3 separate regions of the Homo sapiens genome follow, and regions 2 and 3 are each linked to region 1. A link is a contact called in ENCODE Hi-C or POLR2A ChIA-PET data. All regions are on one chromosome and are shown on one strand. The core of a region is the stretch at or near the end of the contact, and the rest is flanking DNA. Distances in the headings are between cores, read along the strand shown. Region 1 holds the start of LARS2-AS1 (LARS2 antisense RNA 1). Region 2 overlaps LARS2 (leucyl-tRNA synthetase 2, mitochondrial). Region 3 has its middle 27 kb from the start of LIMD1.

Evidence for each region. Hi-C counts contacts between places; a loop is a spot of excess contacts on that map. ChIA-PET counts read pairs that join two places held with the same protein, here RNA polymerase II (POLR2A). Pooled maps may share reads with other maps.
Region 2: a loop to region 1 is called in a map of dorsolateral prefrontal cortex, with 6 times the contacts of the local background. The contact joins the enhancer-like site here to the promoter of LARS2-AS1 in region 1. A Hi-C loop is called at or near these places in 8 of 168 maps with a recorded cell type or tissue (K562, PC-3, dorsolateral prefrontal cortex and 4 more) and 9 of 50 pooled maps. POLR2A ChIA-PET finds 5 or more read pairs at or near these places in 7 of 52 experiments (CD4-positive, alpha-beta T cell, K562, OCI-LY7 and 4 more).
Region 3: a loop to region 1 is called in a pooled map, with 2.9 times the contacts of the local background. The contact joins the enhancer-like site here to the promoter of LARS2-AS1 in region 1. A Hi-C loop is called at or near these places in 3 of 168 maps with a recorded cell type or tissue (breast epithelium, heart left ventricle and mammary epithelial cell) and 7 of 50 pooled maps. POLR2A ChIA-PET finds 5 or more read pairs at or near these places in 1 of 52 experiments (SK-N-SH).

The regions. Positions count from the first base shown.
Region 1 is chr3:45,506,951-45,511,269 of GRCh38, reverse strand. LARS2-AS1 (LARS2 antisense RNA 1) reads left to right here and starts at 1,725. Exons shown (of 4, transcript NR_048543.1): 1 at 1,725-1,913; 2 at 4,288-4,319. All of the region lies in intron 15 of LARS2 (leucyl-tRNA synthetase 2, mitochondrial), which reads right to left. RefSeq lists a silencer at 1,359-1,653 and an enhancer at 2,480-3,346.
Region 2 is chr3:45,542,783-45,546,986 of GRCh38, reverse strand. All of the region lies in intron 21 of LARS2 (leucyl-tRNA synthetase 2, mitochondrial), which reads right to left. Among named protein-coding and RNA genes, the nearest start is that of LARS2-AS1, 35 kb to the right of the region's middle. RefSeq lists an enhancer at 1,096-1,390 and silencers at 1,777-1,987, 2,780-3,006. Within about 2 kb of position 1,291, at least 10 of the 41 ENCODE cell types and tissues checked have a DNase peak (open chromatin) inside an H3K27ac peak, as active enhancers do; they include dorsolateral prefrontal cortex and gastrocnemius medialis, where a contact is called at or near this core.
Region 3 is chr3:45,564,964-45,569,571 of GRCh38, reverse strand. No RefSeq gene overlaps it. Among named protein-coding and RNA genes, the nearest start is that of LIMD1, 27 kb to the left of the region's middle. RefSeq lists an enhancer at 1,941-2,467. Within about 2 kb of position 1,716, at least 5 of the 41 ENCODE cell types and tissues checked have a DNase peak (open chromatin) inside an H3K27ac peak, as active enhancers do.

The sequences.
Region 1 (4,319 bases), core at 476-2,975:
GCACCCACACCAAGACCTGCTAGTTACATGAATATATCCTAATGTCTGAAAGCTTCCAACAATGAAACTTGACAGTTGAAGCTCTTCTGGACTGTCTTCTCTGAGGGTTGCAGTGCAGCAGGGGCCATCTCAGATGGATCATCTAGAGCAGGGATGGCAAAACCTAGCCAACTATCCCCAGTGCCCTTGCCTACAACCACCCAGACACCATTCATCGACAGCAGCACTCCTGGTGCTCAGAACGAGTCTCTGAATTCTTCTTCGTACCATATAATCAGAAAGCACAGAGTTATTATGTGAAATGTATCACTTATTTCTTTGGTATTTCTTGAGTGCTTGCTATGTGCCTGGCACTGAGCTAGGCACTGGGGATATAATGTTGGGCAAAGCAATCTCTGCCCTTGGGGAGCCAGCCTGTTTACGATCACTGAACCAAACCAATGCCTGACAACTCTCAGAGCTGTGAGGGAGGAAAAGAAAGAGTGCAGTCATATTTGAAGAGCTCCTCCTCCCAATCAAGTCCAAATTCCTCCGCATAGCCATCCAGGACTTCTCCCTGTCCCCTGCCACTCCCTCTGCTCTTTCAAATGTTGCCTGCATGTGCTTCCACGTCTTTACTCACGCCATTTCCCAAACTGTTATCAAAACTCTAGTCCTCCTTCCTGGCTCAACTCAAATGCCATCTCCACTGAGAAGGTATCTCCTGGTCAGAATTAGAATTAGTTGTTTTTTCCTTCCTGATGCATCCTGTGTAGTGCCTGTAATTGTATCTAGCAGCTATTACATTTTATTGTGTATTTAGGTAAGCTGCTTGCCTGTCTTTCTCCTGTGAGGAGTAGGAGGATGATTTTTTTTTGAGACAGGGTCTTGTTCTGTCACCCAGGCTGGGGTGCAGTGGCACAATCACAGCTCACTGCAGCCTCAGTCTCCTGGGCTCAAGTGATATTCCCACCTTACCCCTGCAAGCAGCTGGGACCACAGGCGCGCACTACCACACCCAGCTAATTTTTTGTATTTTTGGTAGAGATGAAGTCTCACTATGTTGCCCAGGCTGGTCTTGAACTCCTGAGCTCAAGCAATCCTCCTGCCTCGGCCTCCCAAAATGCTGGGATTACAGGCATGAGCCACTGCTCCTGGCCTTGAAAATCCTTAAAGGCCACTCTCAGTCTCCAGTTCCTAACAGATGCTCAGTAATGTTAATTGCCTTGAACTCAATCAAGCTTGTTTCAGTGGATGAATAAACCTACCAGCAGCAGGGGTGGGGGATAATGTGAGTAGGACAAAGTGGAGGCAAGAGAGGAGGGAAGAAAGAAATGAGTGAAGTGGGGCACTGGATGCTATACTTTCCAGCTAGTGCCACCATCTTTTTGCAGGGAGGGGTGCATTGAAAGATCCCAAGCAGCTGAAGCAAGAGAATGAGAGCAGGGGAATGCCCCGATGAGTGCTCACATGGAATTTCCCAGTGGGGAAAGGGGCGCTTCCCAGCTCCTAGAATCCTGCTCATTCCCAAGTGTTTTCCCTCCACTTTTCCAGGGAGCCAGGGAATGGGCTATAGGGAGTTGGGAATCTGGTTTTCACTCTTGGCTGAAGCTGGCCATGTCTACTCTCATGCGTAGTTTAGCTCTGAATGAGTCACACTTGTTTATTCATTCAACATGTATTTACATGATAATTGGGTACACAGCACTAGGCAATTAATTGGAGAGCTTACAATAAGAACAGGCAGCCCAGGACATGCTCATAAATAACCATCAGCACTACAAGAAAGACGTACCAAATGTGATTTGGAGGCGCAAGGTGCACAGGAATGAAGGACAAAGGACATCAAGGGCCCTGCTGGACTTGGAACCCAGGCCTGCTGGAGCAGAGATCACATCACATTGCCAAGTTCATTATTCAGATTCACAATTGGGGTAATGTGTTTCCCTTTTGTTCACTCATTCATTCACTCAACAGATGGTACTTGGGAACAGACTTGCGTATGCAACTGAGTTATTCATTCATCATAGTGACTGTGCACAGCAGGGGCCTTTATAAGTGAGTGGAAAATCTGCAACTCTAAACCACTAACAAACCGTTCTGACTCAGGGACCATCAAACGCGGGAGTATTAGGCAGGGCCTCTGCCTTGAAGAAGGCCCTGGATTTCTGAGTCAGCTTTCTTCCTACTCCTTCGGTACATCCCTGGAGGTAGATCATGCTTGCTTGCACTGAAGCACAGCTATATGTAAGCACAGTGATGAAAACTGGGGGGAGATCTTCACAATTTCTTCATTAGTTTAGACTGCACTAACTCAGAAATTGCAACAACTGATAGCTGCTGGGCATTGAAGGCCACATTTGTCCCACTTGGAAGAAGGAAAGAAGGAAGGGAGGGAGGCAGGGAAAGAGGGGAGGAAAGGTAGGGAGGGAGGAGAGGGAGGAAGGGAGGGAAGGAAGGGAGTTGCTAATTATTAGGATAAACAAGGAAATTCAGAACATTGATTGATTGGCCATGTTAAGTGCTCTTAAAAAAATCACTATATACAAGGAATGTGCTAATTACAGTATGAGCAAAGAATATCAGGATGTATCAGAGCCCCACCTTCTTGCTGCAGATGACATTTACCTATTCATGAAGCCCCAGAGAGCCTGCTGCCCACTCCCCTGACCTGGTGCGAGAGTGGCCTGCCAGGCTGCAGATCTTTGAAGGCCATAGATCTCTGAAAATGGTCTCCAAATTGGACTTTTCATTAAATCAGACTAAGTTTACCTTCCTCTTCTTCCTTGTTCTGTGCCCAGGGCCATCATGTCACATAATTAGCCTAGTTTCTAAGTATTAGCCATGGCTCATTCTTGAAATATCACCATTCCCATTTCCTAGCAGCCAGTTAGTGGCGCAGAAGGAGGGTTTACTAATACAGCAGGACCCAAGTAAAGCTTCTCTTCCCTTCCTGTTCCTTTTCCCAGTAGCCCCGTTTCTGGCATGATCAGAGTAACAGAGAAGAAAGCTCTGTGGATAGGGGCTTGCTGTGCTCTCCACGGTCAGCAGGCGGCCTGCCCTTCTCATGGGAGCTCCCTGAGCAGCTGCTTGCTTCTGACAGCCACCACTTTCTGTTGATTCCAAACTGAAGGGAGAAATTCAGTTTGGGGAATTTAGTGTCTAAGTTGCATTACAGAGCTACAACAAAAAGTGACAAGATTCCATGTTTACAGCGGTCTCCCACAAAGGGAGAGAAAAGGCTTCCTGATCTCATTCAGTGAAGATGGGCCATGACATGTTCCCACGCTCTAATGTGCCCCCTCTCTTTCAACCTGGTGCTAACCACCGGAAGGAGGGAAGCTGAAAGCTGATCCTACCCCACACCCACAACCACAGCAGGAGGCTCAGCATATTTTCCTTCTTTGGAATATATACCATACTGTAAATGATAAAGTTACACAATCATTGTAAAAAATCTGGAAAAAATCAGAAGTATATTGGGCTCACCACCCAGAGATAGCTAGTGTTAACATGTTGGCATGAGTTTTTCAAGTCTTTTCTCTTGCTTTGAGTATGTGTATATATGTGCTTGTATATATAAAGACAAAGATAACCAAGCTGTATCTTGCTTTTTCTATTTCTCATTACTTCAGATGAATTTCTCCATGTTATTAAACATTCTTTGTAATTTAATTGAAAGTGTTGTATAAGTGTGCTCCACGTAGATGGATTATACTTTATTTACCCTGTCTCAGCATTTTGGGGCATTTAGATTGTATCCAAATTTTTAGCTACTTGAAATAACACTTACATGAACATCTTGGTGCATAAGTTTGCATTTCTGATTATTTCCTTAGGATAGATTTTTAGCAGTGCAATTAGTGCACCCAAAAATGAATAGTTTTAAGGCTCTCACTATGTATTGCCAAACTGCTTTTCAGAAAGATTGTTCCAAGCTACTTCCTGCAATATATGAGAGCTGCTCTTATGCTAGCTTCCTTACTACATGGAAGATGGCATCTCACTGCTGAATAATTTATATTTGCCAGTGAGGGAAATTTTTTTTTTTAAAATCATAGAAATGGGGTCTTGCTGTGTTGCCCAGGCTGGTCTCGAACCCCTGCACTCAAATGATCTTCCTGTCTTGCAATCCCAAAGTGTTGGGATTACAGGTGTGAGCCATCGTGCTGGGACGGAAACATTTTACAGTGTAAGATGTTTATTATTTTATAGTGTGATAAAATGTTTATTAATCATTTGGATATCTTCTTTTGTGGGTTTCCTGCTTACATTAATTCCCGGTTAATCATTAACTTGGTATTTCAGATCACACAACTAAGGCACCTGCTGTCCTGTGT
Region 2 (4,204 bases), core at 42-2,541, 36 kb before region 1:
TTCTGTCATCGGGGCTCAAGTTTAAGTTCAGATCCAGGTTAGAGTGAGCTGTCCCCTCAGATTTTACCTAGGTCTCAAGTGGACCAAACAGTTGACGGTTTCAAGGGGGACACAGTCAAACTTCTCTCTCTGCTGACTGGCTCCAGAAGGGGGCGCTCTAGTGTGAGGACTTAGAAATTGGAGCCACATCTTGTCACATTAATCACTCTTTCTCGCTTAACATGGGTCAGTACAGTTCCAGACACAGGTGGGTATTCACCGAATATTGATTCAATGAGGGAAGGTGACCACGTGGCTCAGTTTCTGAAGTCATGCTTCCAAATCCTCAATCCCATTGCTCCGAAATCTACACACACATTACTTTCACTAGCTCTTATTTTTCACTTGGAAAATATAGTCACAGTCTTAGGAAAAGTTACTAGGAATAATTTCTCAAGTTTCAACCAAAGCACATTATCAAATGTCCCCTAATCACCCACTTCATTTTTTCAGTTTTGCAGAACTTGGTGGCATTTTTATTGTCTGCATTAGCCTAGGTCACAGGGAGAGGACGAATAAAACACAAAGTCCTGGCATATTATGAAATACTGTTTTGAAAGCGTGAGGCTCCATGCTGCAGCGTTTTAAAGCGTTCTGAAGCTGGGGAACTAAGTGTGTGGTGTGAAGGACTGTGGCCCCCCTGCCCTGGTGTTTCTGAGCCATTAGAAGCTGCCTTCTTGCAAGGCCACATGCTTGGCTGGACTGAGACCCTGGAAGAGACCTCCCAACTGTCACCCAAGAGCCATGCCCCTAGTGAAGTCCTGGGGTCCCCAACAGGGAATTCTCAGGACATGCAGTTATTAGTGAATCATGTCTTTCCTCCTATGGAAGAGCAGCCCAGGGCAACATCTCCTCTGGGCCACCACCTACAGAGGGGGTGCTGGGTGAGGGGGAGCATGGTGCTCTCATGTGGGGAGATTCAGGTTTGACTCTTAGGCCTGGTCTTACAAGCTGTGGGATCTTGAGCTTAGTTTTTTTTTTTTTTTTCCTTAAGGACAGAATTCTCCAGATTCTGGAGTGAATAACCTGTGTAAAGGGACCAGCTCACTAAGCTGCACTCCCTCTGCCTTTGTCAAGAGTGCTGGCCAGGATAGGAGCTGGCTGTGGGATGTCCTCTTTGACGCATGGCCTCAGCACAACAATGACCCATTTCTAAACCTTCGAGCTTCCTGTGCTTTGCTGGAGCCGGGCAGGCTGGTCCTAAGTCATCACTGGTGACAGCCTGTCCAAGGGACCTGAGTCATTCTTGTCCACAGCTGGGGCTTTGGGGGCAGGGCATGTGATCTCTGAATGTGGCCATCGTGCTCTGAGTCTTTCCCTTGCTGCCTCGGGCACCCTCACACGGTTCTGGCTCCCCAGGCCTCCCCTGAGTTGCCTTACCAAGGCAGTCCCTTCAGGGTGAGTAGGTGCCAATCATGCTCCCCCTGTCTCTGGCATAAAGCGCCAATGAGATGGGCAGAGAAGTCAGGTTGGGACTCAACACTGAGCCTGAGCTTCAAGGGCCCAAAGAGGAAGAAGCACATTGACATCACTTCAAAAAGAGGCTGCTATGCTGTGGGGCTCTTGCACCTCCATCTTTGGAGAAGGCCTAAGCATGACTCTCCTGGACTTTTCTGACACCTGCCGGACAGGGCCCAGGCCACAGGTGTTCCTCCCACTCGAATCCATCACCTGTCCCCATCATGAGGGTAGCCTTGCGATGGCTAATAACAGTACAAGCTTCCATTTGCTGAGCTCTCACTCTGTGCCAAGCATTGAACTATGCAATTCACTTGTATGAACCTGTGAGTCGATGCATGAATATCCCATCCCATTTTACAGATAGGGAAGCTGAGGCACATGAAGTGAAGTCACTTGTCCACCTAGGCTCCACCCCAGGCAGTGGAAGAGACGGGATGACCTGACACAGCCCCTCTCTCTCCTGCTCACACACCCTGGTAGCCCCCTGTCCTCTGAGGGGTGTCTGGCCTCTGAGGAGGGGACACTCCCTACCTTTAGCTTTGTCTCCAGCACTGCCCTATGCCCTCTGCTCCAGTACCTCCCTGGCTCAGCCCGGGTCTCTGTGGGCCTGCCCCCCTATGTTTGTTCCTGGTATTGCGACACCCTTCTCTCCACTGGGGAGAGGCTGCTCCTCTTTCAAAGCCAAAGCTGCCTGTCCTTTTCCTCATAACGTATTTTCTGATTCTCCAACTGCCAGAAGTGGCAACGCTGATGCTAGCAGCAGTCACCATTCAGAGTAGATTCTGGACTAGCTGTGTGACCTTCAGTGAGTTATTTAGCTCCATCCTGCCACCATTTCCTTGCCTGTAAGATAGGGTTAGTCACACATCTGCCTGTCTGTGAATGGGGATAACAACAAGCCTGCCTCACAGGGCCACTGTGCTTAGTAAATAAGCTCACACCTGGGAAGTTCTAGGGCAGAGCGTGGCCCTGGGTCGGCGCTCACTCTGTATTAAGAGGATTTTGTCATTAGTGCATCCAGAAGCAGGCTAAGCACTTCCTGGCATTATCCTACCTAATTCTCTCAATAGCCGGATAAGGCAGGCACTGTGTGTGCCTCCATTTTATAACTCAGGAAACTGAGGCTTAGAGGTGTTAAATATGTTGTAAAACTGAGACTTATACCCAGGATGGCCTGACTTCCGAGCCCTTACATAAACTGTGTGTGACAGCTCATGTGCCCCCAGACCTTTGTTCCAAGGTGACAAGGCGGTAGCTCTTGTCTCTGTATCCCTGGTGTGGGCAGAGCCCAGCATGTCACAGGCACAAAGAACATGGGCACAATTGAACTGAATGACATCGAACTGCGCTTGCAGCCTGTTTCTGGCCAGGACACAAAGTGAGATCACATGGAGCGAGAACCCAGGCCTTCACAGAAGTCCTTGCTGCTGGCACGGTGCTGACCCAGCCTGGGTTCTCAAGCTGGGTGTACCTGCAGGGAGTCTTACACATGCTTTTCATTTTAGGTTTGCATTTCAATGATTATCTAAAATTATTTTTACCAACGATCAAAACTCAATTTCTTTTCTGCAGTGGTAATTTAAGATAGATATTTTCATAGACTAAAGCCCTCTCTTTTTCTTAAGTTAGCATTTCTCAACCGGGCTGAGGACAAGTTCTCAGGGATGCATGAGCTATTTATTTCTCATAAACATTACTCAAATTAAATAAATTTCTGGGCTGGGGCTGGGTGCGGTGGCTCCTGCCTGTAATCCCAGCACTTTGGGAGGCTGAGGTGGGCAGATCACTTGAGGTCAGGAGTTTGAAACCAGCCTGGCCAACATGGTGAAACTCCATCTCTACTAAAAATACAAAAATTAGCTGGGCATGGTAGCACATGCCTGTAATCTCAGCTACTTGGGAGGCTGAGGCAGGAGAATTGCTGTAAGTGGAGGTTGTAGTGAGCCAAGATTGTGCCACTGCACTCCAGCCTGGACAACAGAGTGAGAGAGACTCTGTCTCACCAAAAAAAAAAATAAAAAAATAAAAAAAAAAAATTCTGGGTTGGGTGTGGTGGCTCATGTCTGTAATCCCAGCAATTTGGGAGGCTGAGGCAAGAGGACTGCTTGAGCCCAGGAGCTTGAGACCAGCCCAGGCAACAGAGTGAGGCCTTGTCTCTATTAAATAATAATAATAATCATAAAAAAAGAAATTTCCTCCATGCCACAAGGATGGTTTTAATAATAATAACAATAAAGAAAGAAAAGAAATTTCCTCCATGCCACAAGGATGGTTGGTTTTGGTTTTGAAGATTTTTGGAAGAAGCCTGCCAGGGCACCCTCACATCCTCTTCCCTTGGGGTGGGGTGGCAGAGAACACAGTGCCAGGGGAGTTGGTGCAGAGACAAAGGGGCTGTGAAGGAGCCCGGTCTCCTGGGCAAAATATTGTCTTTCCAAACCTCCAGCTTCCTGCTGGGCCTTGGGTCTGCACAGGTGCAGAGGGGCCAGGGCCTGGCTGGCCAACCTCTGTGGGGTTATGCCCTCCCTCAGCCCCTAGGTGGGTTTGTTCAGGGCACTTTTCACAATTTGCAGCCATTTTATTTATCTTACTCTTTCCTTTTTATTCTTCCCTATCTCTTCCACTATGCTTTAAGCTCCATGAGGGCAGGGAACCTGTCTGTCCTATCTTGATTTTGTATCCCCAGAGCACTATGCCTGATGTAGAG
Region 3 (4,608 bases), core at 467-2,966, 58 kb before region 1:
GAGTTCAGGGCTGCAGTGAGCTATATGATTGTGCCACTGCACCCCAGCCTGGGTAACAGAGCAAGACCTTTTCTCTTAAAAAAAAAAAAAATAGTTAAACTATAAACTAAATTCCTCCCAAAGTTAGTTTGGCCTATGCCCAGGAATGAACAAGGGTAGCATGAAGGTTCGAAGCAAGATAGAGTCAGGTCAGATTTCTTTCACTTTCAAAATTTCCTTATGCCAGATTTTTCTCAATGTTGTAATTTTTACAAAGGCATTTTCATCAGTGGATGTGAAATTTGGTGCCATTGGTGTTTGATATCATGGGCCTGAGTAAGCTCATCTGGGCAGAGGGTATAGAGAAGAATGAGAAGAATAGAGGGTCCAGGACCAAGCCCCCAAGAATTCAAAGAGAGGAAAGAGCCAGAAAATGAGGCTGAGACAGCGCGGCCAGGAGGCAGGAGAAGAGAAAGAAGAGTGTGTCTGTAGAATTAAGACGAGGGTTGAAAGTGTCATTGGCTTTGCAATACGAAGGTCGTTGGTGACCTTGAATGGGCTAGTTTCAGTGGTGAGAGGGCACAACTTCCCCTAGTTTCATGATATTAGTGGTTGGATCTATTTTTTTTGAGTAATAAATAAGTGGATTGGAGCTGGTGGCTATTATTCTTAGCAAACTAATGTAGGAACACAAAACCAAATACTGCATGTTCTCACCTACACATAGGAGCTAAATGGTAGGAACTTATGGACACAAAGAAGGCAACAACAGACACTGGGGCCTGCTTGAGGGTGGAGGGAGGGAGGAGGGAGAGGAGCAGAAAAGATAACTATTGGGTACTGGGCTTAATAGCTGCGTGATGAAGGCCGGGCGCGGTGGCTTATGCCTGTAATCCCAGCACTTTGGGAGGCCAAGGCGGGCAGATCACGAGGTCAGGAGATCGAGACCATCCTGGCTAACACGGTGAAACCCCGTCTCTACTAAAAATACAAAAAATTAGCCGGGCGTGGTGTCAGGCGCCTGCAGTCCCAGCTACTCCGGAGGCTGAGGCAGGAGAATGGCGTGAACCCGGGAGGCGGAGCTTGCAGTGAGCGGAGATCGCGCCACTGCACTCCAGCCTGGGCGACAGAGCAAGACTCCGTCTCAAAAAAAAAAAAGGACTATGGACACAAAGAAGGGAACAACAGACACTGGGGCGTGCTTGAGGGTGGAGGGTGGGAGGAGGGAGAGGAGCAGAAAAAATATTGGGTACTGGGCTTAATAGCTGGGTGATGAAACAATCTGTACAACAGACCCTTGTGACACATGCTTACCTATGTAACAAACCTTCACATGTACCCCTAAATCTAAAATAAAAAAATGGGTGACTCCAGAAGGCCAGAGGACTTGGGGACATTTGAGGTGCATGTGTAAGGCAACATCAAAAAGAAAAAGCCCCTGTGACATTTTCATTAATCCACATGGTTGGGATGTGAGCTACAAAAGAGGCTCCTCACAGCTTGAGGGCAGGCTCGGGAAAACCCTAGAAGCGGCTAGAGAAACTGAACTGAGGATGTGGCTGTGAAGTTCCCCATCTGCTCCTGGGGAGGAGAATTGACCCACCTCTTGGAGATGGTGAGCCCTACAGACAGGAAGGAAGAGTGCCCTGTTTATTTTTGTCTGCCTGATTTCACATCTGCTGACGTCTTCCCGCCCTTTCCCGCCCACTCTGCTCCCCATCTTTAAATCTTAACCACTTAGGAGATAAAAACACAGCCCCGAGGCCACAGCTGTGTGATATACCAGGTCAATTGGCACAACCAATCTACTGGGGAACTGAAGCAGGTGATGTTCAGACGGAACATGGAGAGAACCGAGTGAGCATCTCTCCTGGGCTTTGGGGCCTCGGAGGAGCAAGTCACCAGGCCTGGAGACTGAATATCAGACTTACATGTTCACCATCCTGTCTTCTTGGAAAAATGGATTTTAAATCTAAATCTTGCCACTGAGCAGGGCCAGACTGGGAATCGAAGGTGCTGGCACAGACTGGCAACTGGCATGGTGTTTGATTCTTTTGCAAAATGCTCACAACCCTCTAAGTCCATTTAAAAAACAAAAACAAACAAACAAACAAAAAACCCAAAACATGGAAAAGATTCGCTCTGTGCCTACCAGGAACTGTGAATGGACCACAAGGCATCACAGACGTCCACAGGGTACCCATCATGTCTGAGGGCTGTTTGGAGCCACTGTTTTTTTCCCTTGTTAAAATAAATGGGCTTTTGTGTTGGAAATGATTTCACGGTTTGATTTCCTCTGAGGACATGCAACCCCTATTGACATGAAAGTGCCTCACAGATCCTCCCTCTGCTGTGGAGCTGGTTGTCCTGGGTGACCTTCCCTTGAGGCCTGCAGGGAGGCCTGTGTGGGGATGGCTGTTTCCCTCCCACAGTCTCACCACCTTGGGAACTGACTTTGCTGGGACTGGCTAGGCGCCGAGCTGGTGGCAGGCTGTGGAGAGGACTGGGCCACAGCCCTCTTAGCCCACTGCCAGGCCCTCCAACCTTCCACTGTGGGAGCGTGATTGCCAGAGACCCCAGACACTGTGCTCGGGACCCGCCACCCCATCTGTGCCAAGGCTATGCCTCCCACAGGCTGCTCCCAGCCTATGGCTGAGCAAGGCAGGGATACTCGGGCAGGCCTATTCCTGAGAGATGTGGGGCTCCACTGACAGATGACTCTGACCCAAGGACTCCCTTAAACAGCTGTCTAAGACCTCCCTTACTTCTCTCCTTCACAGGGGTCAGACTGCGTCAAAATCTGATGGTTCTCCCAATGCCCCCATCTTGCTCTCTGTTCTCCTGCACAGGCATTTTCTCCAATACATCTCTTGCGTGTCATATCCCATCTTGGTATCTGCTTCTCAGAGAACCTGAATGAACACACCTGGAGCTTCCAGTAATTTATGGAAGACAGCAGCAAAAAGCCCCTGTGTCTGCTGCCTGGAGGGCAAAGGCGGCCTTATGCATAGTTTCATGGAGATGGTTGTAAATGATTCGGGACAGCTTGTGTTCTCCTGAGAGGTGTGCACTGCGCCCCGTACCCTTGTGTGGCCTGCTGGAGGATACGGACACAGAGGCCCAGCTTATGTTTGGGGCTGTCTTACTTAATCCATGTCCACTCAAGTAACTGAGTGTCCCCATTACTGGTGTCTCCATAAGCCAGTGATTCCCACGGTCAAGTGCAGACTACATCTTACTTCACACTGAAAAATGTAAAGGGCACTGGGGTGTGGTCAACAGTTCCTCCTCCTGTTTGTCAGGGGATGTGACACTTGTTGGCCCTCACCAGGGATTCTGGGTGTTTTGAGATTACAGAATAGAGAAGGAGAGAGGAAGGAGGGCTGTGGGGCAGAAGAAGGTGGTGTAATGGTCATCTAGAGAATCATTTACAAAATAGTGTCTGCCTCCTGTGTCCACACGTCTCTCCCTATGAAGAGAGTATTAAACCCTCAACCACCTGGCCCCTCTTCAAGTCTTAAACTTTGGGCACAGCTCCCATGTTCGTATGAGTGTTAACAGATTTTGCACACCATTCTCTCCTGTTAATCTGCCTTTTGTCAGTTCATTACCTTAGGTGAGGAGAGGAAGTTTTTCCTCTACCCTTACACTATATTAAGGAACAGACCCACACCTGGGAGAGTGAAGGCTTCCCCTACAGCTAGAAACATCTGAATTCCCATGGTGCAGTCCAGGAAAGAAATTCTCAGCACCTCTGGCCTTGAATAAGGCCTCACTATTCCTTCTTCAGTAAATGGAATTACTTGGGTCTCCATTTTTACGCTTGTGTGCCTCTCATCTCTTTACTTGATAATAGTCATTCATTCACTCTCTCACTGTTTATTCAACCCATGTTCATTGCAGTCAATATTTTGAACCTGCAAATGGAGCATCACCTTTGAATAAATCCAGAATCCTTAATGTGGCTAAGCTGGCTCTGGTCCTTCTCTTCATGGTCCCCCACCTTCATTTGCTGTGCCCTGGTCACATTTGCCTTTCACTTCCTCAAAGACACTTAGAACTTTCCTGCCACTTAGCATTTACATATATGCCACCCCTTCTGCTGGGACTGCCCTACCTCCTAATTTTCAGTTGACTGACTCTCATCATCCTCTGAAGCCAAAGATTTCCATCTGTCCCCTTAGTCCTCATCATTTGCCCCCACATAGAAGCCAGTATCTCACCATTTCACATGGGCATCATCTTGCTGTATCTGCTTCTGTCTTCCATGCCAGGAGAAACCACTCCCCAGGATCCATTATTCAGACATGAGGACTATCTTTTTTTCCTACAGAATGGGTTGCCCATCCACCCTCATTTTCATCACATACAGCTTATGACTCTGGCATGCATACAGATTTTATGTTAGAAACAAGCTTACAAAGTGACACTGGATAGGTGCCAGTGTGCCACTGGCCAGTGAGGAAGGCTGTCTCTGGGTCACCTCCTGCTCACCTCTACCTTTATCCAGGCCTCTATGATGGGAAGCCAATGCCTACAGCTTCTTTTCTTCCTTAAGGGAGTTCCATAGTTCCACCTAGATATGCATAGATTACTCCAAATATGCTTCTCCCCCGCGTAACAACCATC